2 separate regions of the Homo sapiens genome follow, and region 1 is linked to region 2. Evidence: chromatin loops called from intact Hi-C (ENCODE). Cell type or tissue: K562. All regions are shown on one strand. Each heading gives the region's core, and the rest is flanking DNA. Links, peaks and the distances in the headings are about the cores only.

The links. Peaks named below come from ENCODE experiments on the same cell type or tissue, not always from the same donor. Only the 100,000 strongest peaks of a DNase experiment are listed, where the experiment ranks them.
Region 1: it touches region 2 in a loop (5-fold over the local background); 2 of 110 quality-filtered maps call a loop at or near these places.

What each region holds. Positions count from the first base shown.
Region 1 is chr1:241,768,558-241,771,481 of GRCh38, reverse strand. It overlaps WDR64 (WD repeat domain 64), which reads right to left. Exons shown (of 28, transcript NM_001367482.1): 17 at 1,977-2,078; 18 at 792-861. Among named protein-coding and RNA genes, the nearest start is that of EXO1, 78 kb to the left of the region's middle. In K562, for the core only: no CTCF peak of the experiment used is centred there; a DNase peak (open chromatin) is centred at 1,171.
Region 2 is chr1:241,833,374-241,836,297 of GRCh38, reverse strand. No RefSeq gene overlaps it. Among named protein-coding and RNA genes, the nearest start is that of EXO1, 13 kb to the left of the region's middle. In K562, for the core only: CTCF peaks have their summits at 1,337 and 2,102; DNase peaks (open chromatin) are centred at 1,337 and 2,347.

The sequences.
Region 1 (2,924 bases), core at 112-2,611, 65 kb after region 2:
AATTTATAACACAACATTCTTCTAGCAGTTGAGGTACCAGCATAATAACGAGAGTAATTAAAAATGCCTGATGCATGCTCGGTTCCTGGTTGACATGATCTCTAATTGTATTCACAACCATGCAACTTCATCTTTATTATTCCCTTTTTACTGAAACAGAAACAGAAACTCAGATTAAGTGGCAGCTCTAAAGCTAATCAGATAATAAAAGAAGGACTTGGGTTCAAGTACAATCTGTCTGGCTTTTGCTTCCATGTAAGTTTATTCTTTCCAGTATGCTGGTGATTTAAAAACAATTTTTGCAGTGACAACTTTCCTTCAAACACAGTTCTAACTAGAAATGTAAAGCATAAAAATATATAAAATTGGAACTGAGAACAGTTTGAAAACCACTGCATTACAGTACCTGCTGTCTCTTCTCCCTGTGACATATGTACTTTTTAGCAAAAGAGTACTTACATTTTAGCAAAAGAGATGGTCTAAAATTACTTACTTTTTAAGTATCAAAATAACATGCATAATTTATTTTATTTGTGATTGTATATTGATTATTCACAAATGCAAAAACTTTGAAAAAATATATAAAAATTGAAAAATATATAAAATTGAAAAAACAATTTAGACATTGCATTTTTTGCAAAACAATGCGTTTTTACATATAAGCATGCACACACAGAATTCTTCCACTGTTACCTTCTATCAAAGGAGGGGCTCAAATGTGCTCAATAGCACTATTTTTGAACCAACATTGAGTATGACAGGAAGACAGACCCTGTCTGTGTCTTGCTTACCTTACTGCTCTGTGGACCTTTGCTGGATTCACACTGGGATGAAGAACATATGGAATCCTGACTTGATCTCCTATAAGGGGAGTGGGGAAGCCCACAGGTAAAACTTTAAGATATGCTACCATACTCAAAGGGTGTGCTTCTCTGCTTTAATTTCAGCTGATTGCTTCTTTCATCATCTGTGGATACTGAGCCACTCAGGAAACAAATCATGCCTTATATTCTGTGTAATAAATGTTGACCAGTATGATATTGGTGGAGACTCTTGGGGAGCCTCAGCAAATAAGGTTTATTGCTCCCTTTGTCAGAAAATAAAAGTCTTGCCTATCCCACTGCAAAGGCTAGATTTAGTCCCAGAGGCTCTTACACTGAAATGGCAAGGGGTGGGGTGGTGGTGGGGGGACCTTACAAGCCTGTCTAACTTCCTGCTTGACAATGTCTAGTTCTCACCAGATCCTAGTCTGTGGCACTCCACTGAAACCGGCTGAAAAGTGGCTTAAGGTCTGGTGCAGATGTCTACAGAATAAGTCCTCAAAATATTCTCAGAACAGTTTTGATGAAATTTCATGCCAAGGGGTAGGGAAGGGGTTACATTCTGGCTCACCTCTGGGTGACCCCAAACCAGCACAGAAGCTTCTGATTTCTCTCCAAAGCTATGTGTGGCATTATCTATTGCCTGCAAACCAGAGCTCTTATGCAAATATAAATAGGAAAAAAGGGATTTTTTCTTAAATCCCTTGCTCTTTCAGAAATGGATGACAATTGCTCAGTTATAGTGGATGGTGGATGAAACCTCCTGCCATATGACCTTCCATACTTGCCTTGCAAGTCCTTCCTTCTGTTTCACACCTGTGTCAGATTTTGGCGAAAAGTAAAGCCAAGTGATCATTTTCCATCTCTGCTATGTGATAAAGGGTGCTGTGAGGCTGACATGGTGAGGGGACCACACAGCACTTTAAATCCCTGAGGAGAACCTCACCTCCAAAATGACAGTTATGGGAAGAAAGCGGAAGCCACGTGTCAACCCAACTGATGTCTTTTTTCAGTGGTCCCTTCTTTAATGCTGGGATGAAGTAAACTCTTTCTATTACTTTCAATGGCAAAAACCACAATTAATTTTGCATCAACCTAATGTATCAGCCACCTAAGTCCCAGACAGTATTACTGGTTCAGTAAGTAACGAGTTACCTTGCACATTCAGGGGTACGAAAGAGGAACAGTATGTCATTAATTTTAAAGTGCTTGGGATGCAAGTCAGGGTTTACAGTGAAGCAATCTTCAGGTCGGTACCTAGAAGTAAGTATACATTTATATGAGAAAAAATTCACAAATTATGGAGCTTACAGTACTAAGATTGTATATCCTCTGCAGAGCTAGGCAATTCCTCAAATGCTAATATTATTGAACATGAAAAGAAAATGCAAGGAAGTAGAGTTTGAACATAGCTTTTTTAGCAAGGTTCTGTTAAATCATGATCCTCAACGGTTTAAAAGTCTTTTAATTCAACTAACCTGTCTAATCTTCCTACCTTTAGATCAGAGAATGGACTTCTACAAAATCCTATGGAAAAAACTCTATTTTATTTTACTTTTAGAGATGGGGGCCAACTATGTTGCCCAGACTGGTCTTGAACTCCTGGGCTCAAGCGATCCTCCTGCCTCAGCCTCCCAAAGTGCTGGGATTACTGATGGGAGCCACCACGCCGGGCTGGTTTCATACAGTTTAAATAATAGAGTTCTAATATTTTTTAAATAAGTGGAGTAATAAATTTGAATAAAATATTATTACCCTTAAAGAGCTTATAATGGAGTGGAGAAGAACAGGTAGTCCAGTGAGGACCCTGCTCTTGCTGCTCCAGTCTCCTGTTGACCCAGATTCCAAGGTCAACACTGAACTTTGTAGGCACCATCCTAGGAACAGGGGAATAGTCCCTAAATGCCTGCACTGAAACATCATGCCTGGCTCTTAAAGCTGCATTTAACATTCATTATAGCAAATAGACCTTACAGCAAAATTTCCCCTGTTTCTTCAGTGGAAATTACTTCTGCAAGAGATGAAGGGGCCTCCTGGAAAGTGAACCCAAGCTCAAAAGAGAAGTCTACAAGCTTGATGACTTGTTGAACTCAAATTTTTTAA
Region 2 (2,924 bases), core at 161-2,660:
ATTCATTATTGCAGAAAGTTCCATTGGAGAAAACTATTCTAGATATTAGATGCAGATCAATTTTAGACCTTGAGATGTCTTCTCCTATTCTGTCATGTGTCTGCTAAATTTGCTGATTATTCCTGTATTGTATAGAAATCTCCAAGTTTGATGTAAATACATTTATTGTTTGCCTTATGATTTGTGCTTTGCAAATTTTGTTTAAGAAGTCTTTTCCCACCCTAGATCACCAGTATACTCTGTTATGTTACCTTCCATTAATTTTTATAGTTTCTTCCCTTTTACATTTAGGTTTTTGGTCTGTTGAAGTTCACCTTTGTTATTTGGTGTTAGGTAGAAATCTAGTTTTATTTTTTTCCATACGTGAATAAGTTTCACTAACATTGTCTGTTTTAAAATCTATGTCTTTTCTTCATTGATTAGTGGTGCTATTTTTATTATGTATAAGTTCCCATGAGTGTATGGATCTGTTTCTAAACTCTCTCTTCTGTTTCATTGGTCTAGTTATTTGTTCTTCACAATTCATACTTTTTATTATTGACATTGTTCTATGTCTTAGTATCTGACAGGACACGTCCTGTTTTTATACTCTTCTTTTTAAAGGGTTGACCTATCTATGGACATTTATTCTTCCAGATAAATTTTAGAATAAATTTATTTAGTTTATCTAAAAGAAAACTGGACGTTTGAATGAGATTTAATTGGATTTAGGTGAATTAAGTCTAACTCAAAAAACTTTGACATCTTGGAAAATTAAATCAGCCTGTTTTAAACCATATATTTATATAATCATCTGTGTCCTTTACTGGCATTTAGAAGCTTCCCCCACCCCAGAGATATTGTATATTCTGGTTCAGTTAGTCCCCATATATTTTATTGTTTTATTTCCGTAGATTGTATCTCCTTTTAAATTTTTCTAGTTGATTATTGCTGCTACAGAGAAATGCTATGGCTTTTGTAAGTTGATCTTATAAGTGGAAACCATGCAAAAGCTTATCCATTCTTATAGTTTGTTGATTTGTAAAAACTCTTAATTTATTAAAAGTGTTTTGCTATCTGTAGGTCATATTTATTAGAAGTGTTTTCCAGTTTGTTATTTGACTTAGAATTTTATTTATGATGTATTTTTACACTTCTAAGTTTTAAATTTATCAGGTAGCAAATTCTGTTAATGCTATTTTGTCATTTTTATCAATTAATTTATGCTATTTGTCAAAAGGAAGTGTATTTTCCTTTTTTTCTTCAGTACTAGCAATCTGTTTTATTGTTTCCCCAAAATATAGAGTTCTTCACGGAATGCCAAAGTAGACAGAAAGTGTGTAGCACTTTTGATCCACTAGAGGCCAACACTTGCTTGAAAGAAACTGGCATGCTTTCCTAAATCTCCTATTTTTTTCCTCTCTGAATGGGAAGAAACTGGCTGAAAAAAAGCCTTACAGAAAATAACTAATTTCTATTTAAATTAGATGTCTAGAAATGCTATAGAAAGAAGAATCTGGACAAAAAGAAAAGGCTATTTTCAAAGACAATAAGTTATATAAAGAGGATTCAAAGCAACAAAGCTGTTTTTAGTGGAAAAAAAATGAAAGCAGAAAATCCAAATAAAACAGTTTAAAATGTTTTAAAAATTTAACTTAGAAGAAAGAGAAAACTAAAATAGAAATAAAAAAGGTCCAGCTTCTACTCAAAATACACATTTAGTGTCATTAAATAAGAAGTAGGTGACAAGAGGCTGGGCGCGGTGGCTCACACCTGTAATCCCAACACTTTGGGTGGCCAAGGCAGATGGATCACAAGGTTAAGAGATCGAGACCATCCTGGCCAACATGGTGAAACCCTGTCTCCACTAAAAATACAAACAATTAGCAGGGCGTGGTGGCGGGCGCCTGTAGTCCCAGCTACTCGGGAGGCTGAGGCAGGAGAATCACTTGAACCTGGGAAGTGGAGGTTGCAGTGAGCCGAGATTGTGCCACTGCACTCCAGCCTGGGTGACAGAGCGAGACTCCATAAAAAAACAAACAAACAAACAAAAAGTAGGTGACAAGAAACAGCAGACAATAGTGGCTTTTTCTCCCTTTTCCTCTTTGCTCTGAAAAACCAGGAGATGGGGCTAACCTGCCTCCCATTCTGTAGGGTTCCTGCACAGATAACTGGGTGAAAAACAATTCCCAAACTGAAAAAAATCCATTGTTTTAATTCCAGTGAGGTGATCTGTAGGAAATAACCACGCTGGCTTACAAGCAGACATTGAAAGGTGGTTCTTCTCTGAGGCTTATTCTTAAAATCATGTTTATCACTCAAAAGCAGACATATCTACAGAGGGAGGGATGAAGAGGAGGGAAAGAAGGAAGGAGGGAAGGAGGAAGGGTGGGCCAATACCAAGACTGCAATTCTCTTATCTATGAAAACATAAAGAATTGCGAAAAACGGTTCTTTACATATAGACAGAGGTGCTTATAATTTAGAGCTGGAAAAAAATGATCAAGATTAAATGACAGCCCACATGCAAAACACTATAAAAAGCAAGGTACTATTATTATTATTACAAAGGTGCATCTGCCAGCGGGGATCTTGGCTTCTGGGTGCCCTTTCATAAGTAGGGCAGCTACGTCATATCATATATGAAAGCCTATGCTATACAAAGAAGTTATTTTTACATCAATCGAAATAAATGCATAAAAGATTTACGTTTGCATTGAAGACAAGGTAAAATTTTTAAAAATCAATGGGAACGCATCTTAGACATGCCAAGTTATATTATAAAGAACTTCCAAATGAATATGTTTTCTGCTGGCTTTTGATTTAATACCTATAAAAACTGAGTACATACAGTAGGAAGGGCACATTTACAAGGATGGACTGAAAAATACCATATGTTATTTCACAAAGTTTCGTTAACTTTTAATGAATTAAATTTATTTTCA